Regions from separate parts of the Homo sapiens genome. Here all the other regions are linked to region 5. Evidence: chromatin contacts called from ENCODE Hi-C or POLR2A ChIA-PET data. All regions are on one chromosome and are shown on one strand. The core of a region is the stretch at or near the end of the contact, and the rest is flanking DNA. Distances in the headings are between cores, read along the strand shown.

Region 1 (3,760 bases), core at 908-3,407, 3.6 Mb before region 5:
TGTCAGCTAGTAAGCAGTAGTAAGGTCTTCAGAGGGATCAACTATTTAAAGCATTAATCTAGATGTCCTATCCCCATAACTATCCTTCTCAAGTAAAAAAGTATTCCAGAATCCTTTCCTAAGCTATGATTTAGCCTTCTCCCCTTTGTATCTTTTTCTCCCTTTTAATCATCTTCCCTTCCTTCTTGATTCACTCTCCTCTCTCCTCTCCTCCCTCACCACCCCACTTCCACTTTTTTTTTTCTTGCTAACCAATATGTTCAAAACCTGAAAGGAGATCAAGAGAAACCTTTCAGGTTTTGAACATAGAGGTTAGCAAGAAAAAAAAGGTGATATGAATGGTGGAAGAGGTGATATGAATGGTGGAAGAGAAAGGGGAAGAGATAAGGTAAGTCTGACTAATATTTTAATTTATTTTAACTTTCTCCAATTCTTCTATAACATAAATGCAGGTTTGCAAGGTTTTGTAGGTGAATGTATATGTAGAAGTAAAAATAAAGTTATAATGTGAATACTGTGGGGGGGGATGCAATATCTTAATCGAAAAAACAAAAACTACATCAAAACACAGAACAAAAAACTCTGTCCATTTTTCCAAACTAACATCGTTTTTTGTTATTAAAAGAAAAATCTCGTTCTCTCTCTTTCTGCTGTGATGTGTGTGCATGTCTGGCTTGCACAGAAATGAGGACCTGAAGAGAGATGGGTGATGTACGATGCGGAATAAAATCCACTTTGTAAACATGTTCTTCATTCCATAATGGCATCCCCTTTGGTATTTACAGAAGATTTCTCCTTGTGTGTTTTACACAAGCATAAATATGACTAATGTGAATTTCCGCTCATTCGCCTTTTCTAGGTGGAATTGTGTAGCCCAGTAAACACAATAATAAAGAAGGCTTCCTAAAGACAAAGTGAGGATTTCTCAGTGTGCTTTTTATTAAAGGATGGAGAAAATCTTGCATTTGGCTACAGGCTGACATTTTCAAAAGCCTGCCCTAAGACAATGAAAAATATGTATCATACACATATTTTAAAAAATTTTTAAAAATTATAAATGTCATACATGCTACTTAAGAAAACACGGAACATTAAAAAATGAAAAATCTGATCATAGTTTCACTTTCAATTTATTGGTATATCCTTCTGCGCCAAGGTTTTTTGTTGTTGCTTAAACGTTTGCCGCCACTTATTCCCTCCCCACATTTTAAAAGGAAGATAATTTATGTAGAATTATGTAGAAAGTGAGGTATCAATTAGTAGGTTGGATTTATAAAGAACAGAAGAGGAGCCACACTGGCCTTTGGGGTAAAGCCAACCATATTAACTGTCCAGCCCTGTTGTCAGGTAGAGGAAGTATTCGTTTGAGGGAGATGTGAGCCTCCCTCATTGTGAAGATAGTTTTTGATCAATTATTCAATATATACAGGTTTGGAGTTCAGTATGTCTTCTAGAACTACTGGCGGCAGCTTCTTTCGTTGACGTGGGCTACAATGGTTGCTAAAACCTGCGTGCCAGAAGCCAGAGGTGGGGAGGCGCCATTTGCTAAACCGGAACTGGTTAAAATCTCAGGGTGGAGACCATTCCCAGTCAGCAAGGGCTTGGGAAGTGCATACAGTTCCTGCTCCTGGTGTCTACTCTGAAGAGCACAGAGTAGACGTTTGTCTGCCATTTCACCGGCAGTAAGATCAGCAGCTGCTGGTGAGCAAAGAGGTAGTAGTGGGTCACTGGACTGGTGGGCGCCGGGGCCGCGCGCTAGATGGAGAGGTCAGCGGCGAACCCAGCTCCATGGCCTAGTCTCGTCAGACCGAGCGCGGACCCTGCCGGCCTCCGTTCTCTTCCGCTTGTCTCAGGTAAAGCGCAGATCCCTCCGCCGCAGCGTGCGCTCCCGGTAGCGCTGCGATCAGCTTTTCGGCAATACCCGGATGGAAGTGTAATGGCCGCCATCAGGGACTCGCAGGCAATGGGTACTACGACAGGTATTCCCCGTCAGCGGGACTGCCCAGACCTTTTAGGATGTCAGAACTTCTAGAGGGCCACCCAGCAGGCAAACGGCGAGTTTGTGGACCGTCAGGGTCCCCCAAACAGGTCCAGGGATCCGCCTCTTGTGAGAGGAAGCGCGAGTTAAATAGTCCCGGCCATTCAGCGCTTCCGCTTAACTTGCCGCAAAGTTTTTCTGGAGAAGTCGGGGTTTTTTTGCCGAGCGCTTTTGCCGACTGCTAGAGCTTACCCTTACTTTCTTAACCTGGGGTTGTTTTACTTCCGGGCTTTTTGAACTCTACACTCTCCTACATTCTAGGAGCTGGGTGGGAGTAGGAGACGGTGTGCCTCCGCGCTCCCCGCGGGGCAGCCGAACCCCGGAGGAAGGGGCGGATCGGGCGCGGTGTTTGGGGCGAAGCTGGGCGCGCGGCGCTCGAAGCACTCACTCGGCGGGTTTCGTGGTTGGTGGAGACAGCAAGGGCGCCCCGCAGACCGCACCCCTCGAGCTATAGGTTCGCAGGCCCGACTCGACGGCGTCCCTATTGCTGGCCCAGCGTATGGTCATTGGGGGCCATTTCTTGCAGAGATGCCCTGCTCCCTGACGCGCTCGCTCTTCTCCAGAGTTGGCCAAAGGTGCTCTTCCCCGCAGACCCTAACCACACCCAGTGGCAGTTGGATTTCTTTGTAACTGGCTTTCTCACATGTAGGGTTCATTTTGACTCTATTCGTTACATGGTGTCCTCTTTGTCAAGTAGACAGTCTCTTCCTAGGTGGCTGTGGTAATTGAAAAGTACATAGAGCGAAATGTATATAAGGAAAAATGTTTTAACTCTTAAGTGGACCGATCAAACAGATGTAGCTTTAAAGTTCAGAATACAACAGTTAAGACTCAGTTTTCTTTTTAGGTTTAAATTTGAGAGCAAGTAGTGTATGTGAGCTGTTTTAGTGCAAACATTGTTGAGTATGTTGTCAAACGTCTAAAAAACCCTAGAAAAATAAAATAAGTCAATGTTCAAGGAATTCATAAGAATGTTGGAATTTGTACAGTTGTCGCAGTGATAAAACATGAAGACACCAAACTGTCAGGATAGGAATTCTATTAACTTGAAAGTGTGCATGTTAGATCTAGTTACTGGTAATTGTTGAATTGCTTTTTCTGCAGCAAGGGGTCTGATTTGAGTGTACTCTAAGGTTGATATCCTCAGGTTTAATTTAAAACATTTAAATTGATTCAGTGAAATTTCCTAACATTTTTTGAGTTTAACTGCAAATTTATAGAAATGCATTCACTATCTTTCAGCAAAATTGTCTTTTCTGAAATTTATAAAGAGACATTGCGTTCTGTTAACACTTTGAGGGTGTTGGGATTTCCTGGGGAAGGTAAGCATAGTAAACGATGTTGATTTTTGCCATAGAAACTGTAAATTAGATCATCCCTAGATACAGAAAATTGCCAACAAAAGGGGAGAATAAAATGTAGGTATGTTACACAACCAAATGTTTCCTGTTTGTTGCGTGAAAATAAGTATAATTACCAAATAAAACGTTTTATATCTGGTTTTATGGAAGGACAAAAGACAGTAACCACAATGAACACCCACTGTGTGCATTGATAATGTATGAACTTTTAAATGCTTCAATTTTTTGCCATGGTCACACTTCGGATTCTGTTCTAGTCTCTCTGGTAATAGTATGCTGTAATCCCAGAAGTTTCTATATTTTGAAATATTACAGAGGGACTATACTTTAGCCTAGATCTATAATTTGACTTCAGGATATG
Region 2 (3,742 bases), core at 611-3,110, 4.4 Mb after region 5:
CTTGGTGAGGTGAGTAACACCTTTATCACAAAATCATGAGTTCTCTCTTCCCCTTTGTAAATTCCTTGGGGTTAACTTATGTAATTTTAAAAAATTTTAGGAGTGAAATATGTATTATTAATCATATGTGAGGCTCTACATTTTCTGCTATTTATGGTTTATATTGTGTGGGATCTTACAGATCACAGCATCTTTTTAAAATATATGTGCTTTTTTGGGGGGTGGGAGATAAATCAAGGGGTGAAACTGAAGGTGATACATTCCCTTAAATCCATTAGGGAATGGTGAATACACTTGCATATATAAAATAACTACTGAGTGCTTCCTAGATACCTAGCTCTGTTCCAGCTGCCTCTCACCAGTTCTCATTTAATTCTCCAATCCCATATTAAGAGGTGAAGAAACTGAGGCACAGAATCACCTCATTAAGAAGCACATAAAGTATGGTGCCAGGATTTGAACCTAGACAATTTGACTGTAACGTGTACGCCCCTAATCATTCCCTTAGGTAGTCCTCAGGTTCTGTAATTATTATACCTGACTGCTTAAGACTCAGGTAACTCCCTTTTGGCCACTTCTAAGCCACTACTGTCAGATGTTATTAATAGTAAAGAGACGATATCAATGTTTAAAATGGCCATTCAATAAGAGGACTGAAAACACTGGCCCCTGGAAATTCCCAACTTCCACGTGACTCAGAAGTTACTCAACTCTTTCACTAAACCCAGTGCTCCACCCAATGTAGCTAACTTTGTCGTCGCGTAGCAACAGAACCTCGCCATACTGGAAGCGGGGCGCGGGGGGGGGATTTTCTCGACTGAGGATGCTGCTGCCCGGTAGCCAGCAAGGGCCCTGTCGGTCTCAAACGTGAATTTTGGACCGACACAATCTCATGTAGTGATTGTTCTGCTTCCTGTGTTGCGCCACAACAAATTTCCTTGGGCTACATTTTCCCTCAGATTTGAGTAAAAGATTTGAGGTCACGCTAAGGAGCCTGCATACTGAGGTACAGAAACGGTTTTTTGTTTACAACAACAACAAAAAACCTCGCGACGGGACCGCCGAGTTTGCGGCAGCCAAAAAAGCTAGCGATGAGCTCAGCTAAAGTGCCGGGACTCTCGGATAGATTTCTAACATGTTTGAAATGTGGACCCCAACGCTGGAACCCAACGCTGTTCTTTTGTGGTCTCTGGAACCACCACGCTGGAATAGGCTGGAACCCAACCAACGCTGTTCTTTTGTGGTCTCTGCCTCTGGGGAGTCCACAAGCTGTAAATCTAACATGCAGCCAGCCGTGCGGCTTCTGGCCGCCCCACGTCTGAGTAAAGCCTTCACTGTGACTAGCAGGGAGAGGAGACTGACTGGAGCCAGAGAATGGAGGCGGCGGGCTGGCGGGGGTGGGGAGAGGCACTTTCAGGCGCACTTCACAGACGCACAAAAACAAGGAAGCCTGAAGGGAAGGCGGTTGAAAATAAGGCAACAGAAGCCGCGAACGGAAGCGCGCCCCCCTCAGGATTGGTTTAACATTCCGAAGCTCAGCCTCGCCCGCCCCGAAGACCTGCTGCGGATCGCGGCCGCGCGCGCGCGCACTCACGCTGCTCTCGGGCGCTGGGCGGGGAGAGCCGCGCGCACCGGTTAATTCTGCCAATCATGCGTCTGGGCCTCCCATCGTGTGGGCCAAGCCCCGCCCCAACCACCCGCTGGCGGAGGCGCGCGCGCAGTCCCACCGCTCTGAGTCGCTGAGTGAAGCGGCGCCTCGCGCGTCAGGCAATCTGGCCAATTGCGCATCTTTTCCGCCTACCGCACGGCCCCGCCCCTGCCACAGGATCGATTTACGGCCGCAGGTGCGCGCGCTTTTTTGCTCTCGCTGGGAATGGCGGAGGGAGGTACCCTGCTGAGGGGAAGGGGGGATCCCTGACACCTGGGCTTCCCCGGGAGTCGGCTGTGGAGTCGAGTTGAGCTCCCTTTCCGGGTCTGGGGAACTCAACCTCACCTTATGCCTGGGGTCTCCGGGGAACTAGTGGGCTTTCTGCAACGGGGGGAAGGAGGGGACGACTCCCGCCCCTAGTTTACCCCTCAAAAGTTAATGCCTTTGTCGGAGGAAGCAATTTCAGTCCACTCTCCTTTTCAGTCCCTGTTGGCCGCTTAAACTAAAAGGCTACAGACGGGCTTAAATGCGTCTCCGCTGTGTTTCTTATGCCTCGGGCCGGCAGGGTAACGGGTTCTAGTCACAGCTTGTAGAGTTCAGGATGGGTGACATTCAGGTCCTATTGTTTTTGAGTCAAGGTTTCGGCTATAGCTTCTTGAATTATGAAGCTGTCATAATAAAGAATTCCTGATTATCTAAAGCTGTTATTCTTCCCTACTTCCAAGGCAGAATTTGAATATATTTTGGTGGATGAAACGAAAACAAGGAGAGTCTTGTGACTATGAGATACTAGCTGGTTGATGTATCATGAAAAACTTAGTGGTCCCTATGTGGGAAGGTAAATGGAAAACTGCAAAAAGAGCAAGAATGAATTACAAAGTGAAATTAGAAGAAATATCTGGCTTACTTGTGGATGCTTTGTACACCAATACAATATATTATTTGATAAAAGTCGACTATAGAGAGGTGTGGTTAATTCGATTATTTTATAATTTTTCTTTTTTAGAGAAAAACCAAGATTTCACTTTCAAGATGGAAAGTCCGTCAGACTCAGCTGTGGTTTTACCTAGCACTCCTCAGGCCTCTGCGAATCCATCATCTCCCTATACAAATAGTTCCCGAAAACAAGTATGAAAATCTTTGTTCTTCCAGTGGATCCATTATGTGTTTCTAAGTATTGTGGCAGTGGTGGTTTAAATTCTACGGAAGGTTGTTAATTAACATAATGTGTAGCATAAATAAGTAGACATTTTATTAAATAATTTTGTTTTTCTTCTAAGGTGACATATATGACACCCACCAGCCCCCTTCCATATTTTCCTCTTGAATGAATTCATTTCAGTTAGTTTCAGATTAGGTTATTACAATACTCCAGATGGAGAAAGTTTGCATCTGTGCAATATTATTATGAAGGTCTTTAGTGGCAGAGTCTAGGTCTTTTCCTTACTCTGTAATTCTGAAGCACCTGGAGTACTATCAGGCATGTGCTTGTTACTGAACAAATGTTCCTTGATTACTGGGATAAACTTCTCAACACTTTTGGAAAGGTGTTGATCTTGCTGAAGTAAAAAGGAAATAAAACAAATGGAGCTTCCAGAAATTAAAGTCATTTTGTGATGCCTTCTTTAGATGTGGAGACAGAAAGCCATCTAGTGGTGTCTAGCATAGAAATGGAAGGACTTTATTTCTGGTGATTTATTGACATTAAGAATGTTTTTCTTGATTCACATTTTTAATGTTTTGTGCTCTTTATAGCCTATGAGTGCAACACTTAGAGAAAGATTAAGGAAAACAAGATTTTCATTTAATTCCTCTTACAATGTGGTGAAACGTCTTAAAGTAGAGAGTGAAGAAAATGATCAGACCTTTTCAGAGAAACCAGCATCTTCCACAGAGGAAAACTGTTTGGAATTTCAAGAAAGTTTTAAACATATAGACAGTGAATTTGAAGAAAATACAAATTTGAAAAATACTTTGAAGAATCTCAATGTCTGTGAATCTCAGTCACTTGATTCTGGATCATGCAGTGCTCTCCAAAATGAGTTTGTGAGTGAGAAGCTTCCTAAACAAAGATTAAACGCTGAAAAAGCCAAA
Region 3 (3,405 bases), core at 816-3,315, 3.1 Mb before region 5:
CAGTCAACAAAAACCTTTTATCAAATATCTTATATGCAATTACTAGAATAAAAAACTGAAATAGTCCTAGCAATAAAACTGCATTGAAATTACACTTTTAATTTGTAAATTATTCTAAAGCCTTTATATACACCCAATTTGTAAAATTTTAATGGTTTCCCTAATCACAGCAGTGTAAGTCACAAGATTACAAGATTAAAAAGTAGAATACAGTACACTTTTGAGCTTATATGCCTGTATCACGGAACTACACATTGAGAGTTCTGAGTTTCATATGGTAACTTTTCCTAAGTGTTTTTTTAATTGGAAATATATTAGTAATAATATCATTAAACAGAAGGATGGATGCCCACTGAAAATTTAAAAATACTCAAAGACCCAAATCTATACATGGTCCCTGTATACTATGTGAAACAATAGCAGTTCTTAAACTTTGAGACAGCTTATCTGATGAAAGAACACAAAAGGAAATCGTTTTAAGCTGTTTAACCTCCCAACAAAATTATCTTAGGTGAAACACCACAAGTACAGTACAAAAACATGTCACCAATTCGAGATTTGTGTCTCTAAAGAAATACATACCTACACAGGTAAGAAGTTTCTGGCTGTGACCGAAGGTAGAACAGTCAAAAGTTTAGAGCTTTTATTAGCTAAAATAAGATCCCAGCTAGCCAAGGATCCAGCGAAAAGTTTTGTTGATTACAAATAAAATCGGATCCATTAAATAGGTAAGGACGACTGCTTCATTTCCTCACTTACCAGAAATGACATAAGACTCCCTCAGATCGTTCTGATTTAGTACAAACACAGTCTCTCATAGAAACTCCTATCATTAATGGTAAAGGTATAAAAAACAATTACTCGTCAAGCAAACTCTCAATTTACCTGACCTTCCTGCCTTGCTCAAGTCTACCACTCTGAAAACCACAGTTACAGCCCTAAGTGAAAGCCATTTGAAGAGTCGTTCACATGCACGTTTTGATGTGAGAATACCAATTAAACAAACTGCCAATCACCTTTAGGCCAAATGCAAAAGGGACTGTTTCTGGCCCTGACCTGAAGACTGGGAAACGTCAAGACCCTTTACTGTCAGAAGCTGCCTTAGTTAGAGACTATCGGGATGGGGGTCTCACTTAGGGGCTGGAAGGTGAGGAGAAAGTTACAAGAAAGGCCTAGGAATTGAACGCGTGTAGGTTGGGTGCACTTACAAGTAAGTATAAACTGCTCTTCAATTCAAGTTTATTAATGCTGCCCCACCCCAGGGTTTTAATCCGGTCTGGGCAGAAGCGGGCGATAAAAGCCAAAGGAGACCATAAAGTGTAGGATATTTCCTGGTTAGTGGCTGCCGGGTAATCACGATGCATCCATCTTCCTCGGCGTCGCAGCCCTCAGTAGCCAGAAGGCAGTCTCCTTCCCTGGGGGGCAAAAGCCCCGAGCCCAGCCTGCCCGTTGCCCCGCTCCCGCGGTGGATGAACCTCAACCCTTCCCAGGCTCCTTCCTGGCCCCAGGGTCCCAGGAACCCCGAGACCCTGGGGTGCGGCGCCACTGAGGCCCAGACCGGGGGAAGGAGACCCTGTCACTCGGGAGCGGAGCCCTGTCCCGGGAGCGCACGGAAATGCCTCCTCCACGCTCCCAAGGTTCCTGCTCCGCCAGGCCCAACCGGAAGGAGTCCTCGGGCCGCAGTGGGGCACCACCGGGCCGCCGGGCACTCCAGGCTGCGTGGGGCCTGCCTCAGTGGGCAACTGGGGAGCTAGCCCGGGGCGGCCGCGCCGGCCGGGGCGCCTCACCGTGTGTTCGTGCTCGTCCGCCCGGGTCCGGGGCAGCAGCAGCAGCAGCAGCCACAGCGCGGCGGCCGCCGCCACGCCAAGAGCGCCAGGCAGCGGCCTCATCCTCCGCGCCCCTCCGGCCCGGAGCCGGCTCACCGACTCCTCCTCCCGCCGCCGCCTCCTCCGCCGCCGCCGCCTCCGCCGCGGCCGATTCGCATCCACGGGGCGCGGACAGACGCACGGGGCCCGGCCCAGCCGCTGCCTCCTCTGCCGCCGCCGTCGCCGTCACCGCCCGCTCCTGAGCCTCCCCCGCCCCCCGCGCCTCCTCAGCCTCTTCCTCTGACTCAGCCACGTCATCCGGCCACCCCGGCACGCGCCGGAAGTGCCTCGCGACGCGGGGCCGCCACCGCCGCCGGGCCGAGGGAGGGCCCGGCAACCGCCGCCTGCGCGCCGGCTGCCCCTCGGCTCCTGGGAGCCGCGGCGCTACGGGCCTGCCGAGCACTCGGGCGGGCGCCGAGCAGGCTGGGCCCCGGCGCAGTGGCCTAGCCTGGACCGCAAGGCCGAAGCCGCCTCCGGGCCGCGTCCCGGTGTTTCGGGTTGTGTAACCTTGGCCAAAATGCTTAAGCTTTTTTCCTGGCTGCCAAATGGGGCCGATCGTCTGACCTGCTGCCTCCGGAACTTGAGGGATCAGATCAAATAACCCTTTCCTGGCGCTCGTCTGCCGCTGTGAATGAATCACGGGCTCCTGTAATCACCGTTAGGAGAGATTGTTAAACTCGTACAGGGTTGGATGTTTTAAAGTTACTGAATATTTACTGGACCCCTACTGTTCAATCAAGACATGCTAAGTTAGCTTGCCATTCTTGTTCATTTATGTGTTTACTTAACTATTTCTGGGTCTCCTCTTCCCAGTCATAAATATCTCTTGGAGTGTAAGCTCCTCGGAGCAGAGATCCTGTTTCCGTATTTCCTGTACCTAGAACAGTGCCAGATCCGTAGTAGACACTGAAACAAAAAATCTTTAAAAAAAAAAAAATATACGAATGTGGCACCACCATTTACACAGGCCACTAAGCCAAAAATCTCGAACTTGTCAGATTGTCTCTTCTCAGCCATCAGCAGTCAACAAGTTCTAGCATTTGGTCTCTTAAAAGTGGTTCAAGAGTTTATTTTTCCTCTCCTTCCTCTGCCAGTACCAACCAGTCTTCCGTATCACTATGTATTGCAAGAGTCTCACAAGAAGATATCCATCACTGACTGATCTTCCTCCCGTTTAACATCCCCAACAGGTGCCAGGGTGATGTTTTTTTTATTCTAAAAAGAAACCAGATTATATCGCTCACTCCCTTGCTTAAAACAGTTCTTCAATGTTAGGTAAATAAATCATGGAGTCACCACGAGGGCGTTCATCTGCCAGGCACTATTCTGAACGATATTGGCTCATTAAATTCTCACAGAAACCCTATGCAGCAGGTACGGTGAAAATGTTCCTGTTACAGATGAGGTAACTGAAGCACAGAGAGCTTGAGTGGCTTGCTGAAACACCAGACCCACTCAGTCTGGCTCCATAATAGGTCTTTTTGCTGGTAATGATTTACCAACTATACAGCCACTTTAAAAAAAGGAAATAGGTAAGTAC
Region 4 (3,622 bases), core at 535-3,034, 4.6 Mb after region 5:
ACTATATAAAAAATATAGGGAAAAAAAGAGCTAAAGAGCCACAGTATCAAAGTTAAGGACTATTGTTCCCTTAAAGACATAAAGGCAGAGTTTCTAGTCTTCTAAAGCAGATTGATGTCCAGGCTTCTCAAAGATATCTGTAAATCAAAAGAAAAAGAAAAAAGATCAATAGAAAAATAGACACAGACACTGAAAAGGCAGTTCACAGAAGGGAATCTCAAGTAGCCTATGAATGTATAAAGAAATGGTCAAAAAATTCACTAGTAGTTAGAGAAGTGAAAATGAAAGCAAAAAATGAGCTTACACTACTTTCATCATATTGACAGAAATTAGAAAATTAGCTAATTAGATGAGTCAATATTTGCAAAGCACTTAGAATAGTATCTGGTATTTACTAAACACTTTATGAGTGTTTAATAAAAAAGACCTATCACCTTCTGGAAGGGATGGATGGAAGTGTTGGATGGAAACCCCACACTGGAGTGCAGCGTAGGGCAGTAACTCTGGTACACAATCTTAAAGTGCTTGGTAAGTACCCAGGGCTTGTACTAGGCTACTGGGCATCGTTGTGCTCTTGGAAAACTGTTCATCTGGCCAGATGAGTTTGAAAATATCACACCCTCTAGATAGTTACAGCCTTCTAGGTTCATGACTTGGCTGGCGTACAGAGATTTTGTGAGAATAAAAAGTGCACACCTTTCTCCAGTAGGGCACATGGCACGGGAAAGAGAGTAGAGACAGTTTTTCAGCCTCCATTGCCCCATGGCTGGATGTGTTTGTGCAGGACGCAGCTGCATAAGCAAATGTCCCTGTGCATCCCTATAACTTTAACAATCTTACTCCTTGGCATATATTTCAGAGGAATTTGCACAGAGGTCCTTAAGGGACCACGGACAAAGACGATCATGGCTGTATTACTTGATGTATTGGAGAATTAGAGGCGGCCTTGTTACCTAACACCTGGGGAATGGAAGTGAAGTGTGGTAGATGCCCCTTATGAAACGCTGTGCAGTACTCAGAAGCAATGAACTATATGCTTGCCAATCGCAACGAGGACAGATCCTTAAAAAGAATGTTGAGTGAAAAAAGTAGAAAATAAGATAATCTCCAAAGTCCAGTAGCATTATTTAAACATTTTTAAAAAATACACTGATAAAAATTTTGTACATTTCCCAAAAATACATATGGAAGCACAGCAGCATGAATGCCTATGGGGTTGAGGATAGGGGTTGGGAGTAGGGATGGGGATAAAGGGGGAAAATAAAACCAGAGAGGAGTCTTACACATTTCATGAACCAAGGAGTATAATTATTTCAACTATTTGTACCTGAAGTCCAGAAAGAGTGGAGGCAGAAGGGGGAGAAGAGGGCGAAGAAACGTTTTTGGGAGAGGGGTCCCAGAAGAGAGATTTTCGCGATGTGGCGCTACATACGTTTTTCCAGGATGCCTTAAGCTCTGCACCCTATTTTTCTCATCACTAATATTAGATTAAACCCTTTGAAGACAGCGTCTGTGGTTTCTCTACTTCAGCTTTCCCTCCGTGTCTTGCACACAGTAGCTGTTTTACAAGGGTTGAACTGACTGAAGTGAGATTATTCCTCGTTGTCTCGGAAGGCAGAGTGTAGCCGCCAGTCCTTCCCTCATCCGGAACCTTCTGGTCCACATTTCCTTCCAAGCGTTAGTCCTCGGCTCTCCATGCTTGGCTCCCTAGTGTCACACACCGTCCTTTCTGGGTGGCCTCTTCCAATTCGCCCTCTTCTTTCTCCTGGGTGTCTCCATCTGCCCACACCGTGGGACTCCTCCCAGCCTCTCAGGGGCACCGCCCCCTCACTTCCTTGGCTCCGCCCCATTGGGATATATTTGCATATTTCTCTGAGGAACCCTGCCCAGGTGCCAGCCGCAGAAGCTCCTCCCCTTTCGAATTCCCGCTAGCGCCCCTAGAGGGCGTGTCCGTTGCCAGGCGACGGGCCGACGCGCCGAGCGCGGGTTTCCGCTCGGGGCGGGCGATAGAGACAGCGCGTCGCGCCTTTAGCTTCTTTCCCAGACTCCGGCCCAGCTCCTGCGATCTCCACAGCAGCCTCTGAGGCCGCCCCCAGAGAGCATCAGGATGGCTGAGGTCAGGAGTCAGCGCCCCTCTGTCGCCTTTCCCTTGACCCCTCCCCATTGTCCCTCTCCTACTGACGATTGTCACAAACGGTGATTCCAATATTTCCCCCCATCAACATCTTATTCCCCTGCACCCTCACTCACTCCCGCGCCTTTCTCCGTTGGCTCTGGCCTCTTTACCTCCTGTTTCTCCTTCATTTGTGTGGACACCCCACTATCCCCACTGTGGCATCGGCGCTATGCTAAGTGCGGTAGAAAATTAATGAATTCTGAAATCCACACGTGACATGCACCCAGCCCTAGATTTTTAGTCATGGAGTGATACCATAAGAGAGGCTCACACAGAAATATTGGAGATGTCTTATCTCACAGGGGAAACCGGGAAGAAAGCTTCACAGATGCCTGCTGTCATCCCAATCAATGGCCCTTGTCCACCTGTCACACCCTGATTTCCTAACATGTGATCACCTGCTGTCACACAGCTTCATTAAGGCTCTTCTGCCCATCACCTCTGCCCCGTGTGTTCATTGACTCCTGTGTTAACATCTCGTATCACCCCACCACTCCCCCATATTACAGTACACCCCATTTTCAGCCTCTCCAATGAGGGGTTATTTCTGCAACCCTTCAGTGACTCCCTGCCTGCCCCTTAGCCCCCTCACGTATAACCTCAAGAGCCTCGGGTCCCTGTCATTACTTGCCATTCACAGTCCCCATCCACTATGGCCCTACCCAAATCCTTCATGGCCCCATCAGAGCCCTTCCCCCATCACCCATCCCACGGTCTGTTCCAGCCAGGACCAGCTACATGATTTGCAAGGCCTGATGCAAAGTGAAAACACAAAGTCTCTTCAAAAATTACAAATAATTTTAAGACAGAACAGCAGAGCATTCAACCAAGAATGGGGCCTTTCTGAGCAAGGGGCCCTGTGCAACTGACCAGTTTTCACTCCCATGAAGCCAGCCCAAGCCCCATCATCTTTCAGCACCATCGTGCTCCACCCCCTCCCCACCCCATTCTAGTTACTCTCTTGCTTCCTCTGCACCATTCACATCCCCTCATCATTGCTTTTCCTCCATCTCCAGTCTAGCTTTATAAATTCCGTCTTCCCGTGGTCAACACCTCCTTCCTTTCCTTATCATACGATCTCTTTCATATCATCCATCTTCCTCACGCCTGGGCTCCATCACTCACATCTCTCTCTGACATCCATGCTGCTGTGGCCACTTCACTTCTCCCCATTACCCATAGTCATTTGTATCTCTTTCTTCCCATTTCCTTTCTTGTTCCTTCTAGTTCTTTATTGTCCCATTATTGCTTTTGAGTGTTTTCTCCTCTTTTCTCCCACCAGTCATCTTTGTTTATTTCATTCTTCATTCCCCATAGGGAAGCCCCAGCCTCCCAGAGGCACCAGCCCCTCATTTCCTTGGCTCTGCCCTATTCAGGATATATTTGCATATTTCTGTGAGGAACCCTGCCCAGGTGCCGGCCTCAGAAGCTGCTCCACTATTATGG
Region 5 (3,576 bases), core at 875-3,374:
TCCTCTGGGATGTATTCCCAGGCTCTTCAAGGTCTGCAATAGGTCACTCCCACAGCACACTGGAAAGCCCTTAATACACTGTAATGTACAGTCAAGCATCACTTAACAACAGGGGCACATGTTCTGTGAAATGCATTCTTAAGCAATTTCATCATTGTGTGAACCTCATAGAATGTACTTACACAAATCTAAAGGCTGGGTGTAGTGATTCACACCTGTAATCCCAGCACTTTGGGAGGCAGAGGCAGGGAGATCACTTGGGTCAGGAATTCAAGACCAGCCTGGCCAAAATGGTGAAACCCCATCTTTACCAAAAATACAAAAATTAGCTGGGCATGGTGGTGTATGCTTGTAATCCCAGCTATTTGAGAGGCTGAGGTGGCAGGATCACTTGAACCTGGGAGGCAGAGGTTGCAGTGAGCCAAGGTCTCACCACTGCACTCCAGCCTAGGCGATGAAGTGAGACTCCATCTCTCAAAAAAAAAAGTACTTACAGAAATCTAGATGGTATCGCCTACTACACCCCTGAGCTATATGGTATGACTTATTGCTCTTAGGCTATAAATCTGTATGGCATATTATGTACCGAATACTGTAACACAATGGTATTTGTTTATCTAAACATAGAAAAATTACAGTAAAAATATGGTATAAAAGATTTAAAAATGGGGCCAGGTGCAACGGCTCAAGCCTATAATCCCAAGGCTTTGGGAGGCCAAGGTGAGAGGATCACTTGAGGCCAGTAGTTCGAGACCAGCCTGGGCAATGTAGCGAGACCCCCTATCTCTATTTTTTCAAAAATTAGGCACAGTGGCACACACTTGTAGTCTTAGCTACTTAAGTGACTGAGGTAAGAGGATGCTTGAGGCCAGGATTTCCAAGCTGGAGGCTGCAGTGAGTTATAATCATGCCACAGCACTCCAGCCTGGGTGACAAAGTAAAACGCTGTCTCTAAAAAAGAAATTTAGAGAAAAAGATTTTTTTTTAAAAAAAAGGTACACTTGGAAAGGCAGCTCCATTATAATCTTATGGGACCATGACTGTATCTGTGGCCTGTTGTTGACCAAAATGTTGTTATGCAGCACATCACTCTACCTTCAGGTTCATCTGTTTGTATCTCCCACTAAACTATGAGCTTTGGGGTGGCAGTGTCCGGTCAGTCTTGCTCTCTCCCTTCTGCTAGCTTTGTTTCTAACACTGTTCCTTTATATAATGAGACCATGATAAGGATTTCGCAAATGAATAAACTGACTTCCTCCAGGGCAGGAGTCTTGTAATATTTATCTTTCTTTTTCCAGTTCCTAATATATAATAACCACTCAATAATTACTAGTTAAGCAAATGCATGCCCTCTTCTTACTATATCCCTGTGAGTCCAAAGATCCATGCTCGGTTTCCTATTTCTGATTAACTGAGTCACCTTTAGAAAAGTAACTTTAAGCCTCAATTTCCTTCTCTGTAGGATGCAGTAATACTTCCTCATCTGACTACTTGGAACTTTTTAAGCAAAAATAAACTATATGGGTAAAAATTACTCAGCTTTTACCATGTGCTAAAGGCCTGATGTATATTAAAGAATGTAATCCTCATAACAAACCTTAAAGTAGGTATTGTTATCCCCATTTTACAGATAAGGAAACTGAAGAACAGAAAGTTTAATTAACTTGGCCAATACCACACAGCAGGTCAATGTTCCAGATCTGAACCTAGGGGCTCTGATCTGAACCTATGCGTTGTGAGTGCACTGTAAGGAGCTCCGGAAACGTGATGTGGGGCTCTACATTATCTTTATCCCGGCCCTTTCACTCCATCCCCGCTCCCGCGACTCGGAGTCCGCTGCAGTGCGGTACCTGTGCTCTAGGCGCTGCCCTAGGAGCCAGGAGCGGCAGATACTGCCTCCCCTTCAAGGCCCTCAACGGCGGAAAGAGCAATCGCTGCATACTGATGACAGGGAACAGCCACCTCTTCCACAACCCAGGGCTCTGTGGTCTCCCTCCTCCGCCAAGGAAAAGAGAAGCACTTCCGGGTCGGGCAGCGGGAGCCCCGCCTTCTCTGGGGACCGGAGCGAACAGAAGTGCGCCTGCGTTGCGACTCCGCTTTCGCGGGGGCTGCTGGGGCGTAGGTGTCGGGGACGCGCGCACGGGCGCGCGCAGCTGTTGACGCGCTTCTTAGCTGGTGCGCGCCGGAGCCCAAATTCCAAGTGGAAACTGCAGGCGCACGAGGGAGGAACGCGTGGAGCATGAAAAGGCAGGGGGCCTCCTCTGAGCGAAAACGAGCGCGGATACCGTCCGGGAAGGCCGGTGCGGAAGGTGGCGGGGGAGGGGACGGTCGGCCGAAGGCTCCCCGGGGCGGGCCGGCGGGAGTCGTAGTCAGTGGTGATTTCTTCTGGAGTCGTTTCCTCAGCTCCTTCCAGCCCCTTGGGCGGCACCTTCTATCTTTGAGGCGTTAAAGGTGTGGAAACGGAGGGCGTGACGAGGGGCAGGTAGCGAGAATGGCTCAGCTGTGGAGCCAAGGTTCGAGTCCCGGGGTCCCCTCATAACGGCCCTGCGACCTTGTGCAAGTTGGTTAACTTCAGCTTCACGTTTTTTCCGTCGCCACACGAGGATGCCAGTACCGCCCGCACCAGCAGCCAGTACTCCGCTGGGATAGTTAATTGTCGAGCGCGGAGCCCAGTTCCTAACCTGCAGTTACCTGTAGCTGCCACGGCGGGGACGGGGCTTGGTCCCCAAAGTCACGCAGCTACCAAGTGGCCGAGCTTGTGGCTGCTCCAAGACCCGAGTTCTTCCTGAGTGCCAGGGTAGCATGGCATGGCAGGTGCCAGAGAATTTGGCAAGTCCCTCTTCCTCCGTGAAGAGGAACCTTCCTAAAAGTTATCAAGAATCCTCAAAGATTTTTTCTTTATGTGGATTACATCTATCTATTTTGACTGTATTAGAAATTAAAACAAATTTTTTTTTGGGAGGCCGAGGGGGACAGATCATCTGAGCTCAGGAGTTCGAGACCAGCCTGGCCAGCATGGTGAAACCCCGTCTCTACTAAAAATACAAAAATTAGCTGGGCATGGTGGCAGGCGCCTGTAATACCAGTTACTCGGGAGGCTGAGGCAGGAGAATCACTTGAACCCGGGAGGCGGAGGTTGCAGTAAGCCGAGATCGCGCCACTGCACTCCACCCTGGGCGACAGAGCGAGACTCCGTCTCAAAAAAATAAAAATAAAATTAAAACAAAATTTTAAAATATTGATTAGAAAATAACCATAGTAAACCCATTACATATTGACATAATATTTTTTTGAAAAAGAAATATTCCTAAACAACAACAACAAAAAAAGCAAAAGAGTGGAAATATATTTTTGCAAGTTTCTTCAGTATATCTTAATGGAAGACAGCTGGATTCTCATGCCCGCTGCTTCATTCAGTCTAACATGTCAAGTAGCCTCTTGAAAACGCCTCTTCACGGAGGTTGCAGTAAGCCGAGATCGCGCCAATGCACTCCATCTTGGGTGACAGAGTGAGACTCTGCCTCAAAAAAGAAAACGCCTCTCACTTGTGAGAGAATTAAAGTGAAAAAGTCAAAT

What was found. A loop is a pair of places that touch in the nucleus more often than their neighbours do. ChIA-PET counts read pairs that join two places held with the same protein, here RNA polymerase II (POLR2A). Pooled maps may share reads with other maps.
Region 1: a loop to region 5 is called in a map of CD4-positive, alpha-beta T cell, with 9 times the contacts of the local background. The contact joins the promoter of ZNF518A here to the promoter of CUTC in region 5. A Hi-C loop is called at or near these places in 2 of 168 maps with a recorded cell type or tissue (CD4-positive, alpha-beta T cell and naive thymus-derived CD4-positive, alpha-beta T cell) and 6 of 50 pooled maps.
Region 2: a map of B cell shows a loop between it and region 5 (20-fold over the local background). The contact joins the promoter of SFR1 here to the promoter of CUTC in region 5. A Hi-C loop is called at or near these places in 2 of 168 maps with a recorded cell type or tissue (B cell and naive thymus-derived CD4-positive, alpha-beta T cell) and 9 of 50 pooled maps.
Region 3: a loop to region 5 is called in a map of CD8-positive, alpha-beta T cell, with 17 times the contacts of the local background. The contact joins the promoter of TM9SF3 here to the promoter of CUTC in region 5. A Hi-C loop is called at or near these places in 2 of 168 maps with a recorded cell type or tissue (CD4-positive, alpha-beta T cell and CD8-positive, alpha-beta T cell) and 8 of 50 pooled maps.
Region 4: a map of CD8-positive, alpha-beta T cell shows a loop between it and region 5 (18-fold over the local background). The contact joins the promoter of CFAP58-DT here to the promoter of CUTC in region 5. A Hi-C loop is called at or near these places in 1 of 168 maps with a recorded cell type or tissue (CD8-positive, alpha-beta T cell) and 4 of 50 pooled maps. POLR2A ChIA-PET finds 5 or more read pairs at or near these places in 1 of 52 experiments (HCT116).

Annotation. Positions count from the first base shown.
Region 1 is chr10:96,128,140-96,131,899 of GRCh38, forward strand. It overlaps ZNF518A (zinc finger protein 518A), which reads left to right and starts at 2,158. Exons shown (of 6, transcript NM_001330736.2): 1 at 2,158-2,613. It overlaps LOC124902486 (a long non-coding RNA gene), which reads right to left. Exons shown (of 2, transcript XR_007062254.1): 2 at 916-3,760. RefSeq lists enhancers at 1,114-2,018, 1,571-2,210, 2,019-2,922.
Region 2 is chr10:104,120,311-104,124,052 of GRCh38, forward strand. SFR1 (SWI5 dependent homologous recombination repair protein 1) reads left to right here and starts at 1,861. Exons shown (of 4, transcript NM_001002759.2): 1 at 1,861-1,886; 2 at 2,655-2,776; 3 at 3,404-3,742. The coding sequence starts at 1,874. RefSeq lists enhancers at 1-1,123, 607-706, 1,279-1,942, 1,337-1,386 and a silencer at 1,627-1,856.
Region 3 is chr10:96,584,947-96,588,351 of GRCh38, forward strand. It overlaps TM9SF3 (transmembrane 9 superfamily member 3), which reads right to left and starts at 2,066. Exons shown (of 15, transcript NM_020123.4): 1 at 1,788-2,066. The coding sequence starts at 1,889. LOC105378443 (a long non-coding RNA gene) reads left to right here and starts at 2,118. Exons shown (of 3, transcript XR_946220.4): 1 at 2,118-3,397. RefSeq lists a silencer at 1,726-2,295 and an enhancer at 3,174-3,233.
Region 4 is chr10:104,351,791-104,355,412 of GRCh38, forward strand. CFAP58-DT (CFAP58 divergent transcript) reads right to left here and starts at 1,785. Exons shown (of 2, transcript NR_108036.1): 1 at 1,328-1,785; 2 at 1-137. CFAP58 (cilia and flagella associated protein 58) reads left to right here and starts at 2,043. Exons shown (of 18, transcript NM_001008723.2): 1 at 2,043-2,116. The coding sequence starts at 2,108. RefSeq lists enhancers at 256-305, 326-435, 1,713-1,772.
Region 5 is chr10:99,730,110-99,733,685 of GRCh38, forward strand. It overlaps CUTC (cutC copper transporter), which reads left to right and starts at 2,125. Exons shown (of 9, transcript NM_015960.3): 1 at 2,125-2,300. The coding sequence starts at 2,240. It overlaps COX15 (cytochrome c oxidase assembly factor COX15), which reads right to left and starts at 2,018. Exons shown (of 9, transcript NM_078470.6): 1 at 1,851-2,018. The coding sequence starts at 1,940. RefSeq lists an enhancer at 1,720-1,939.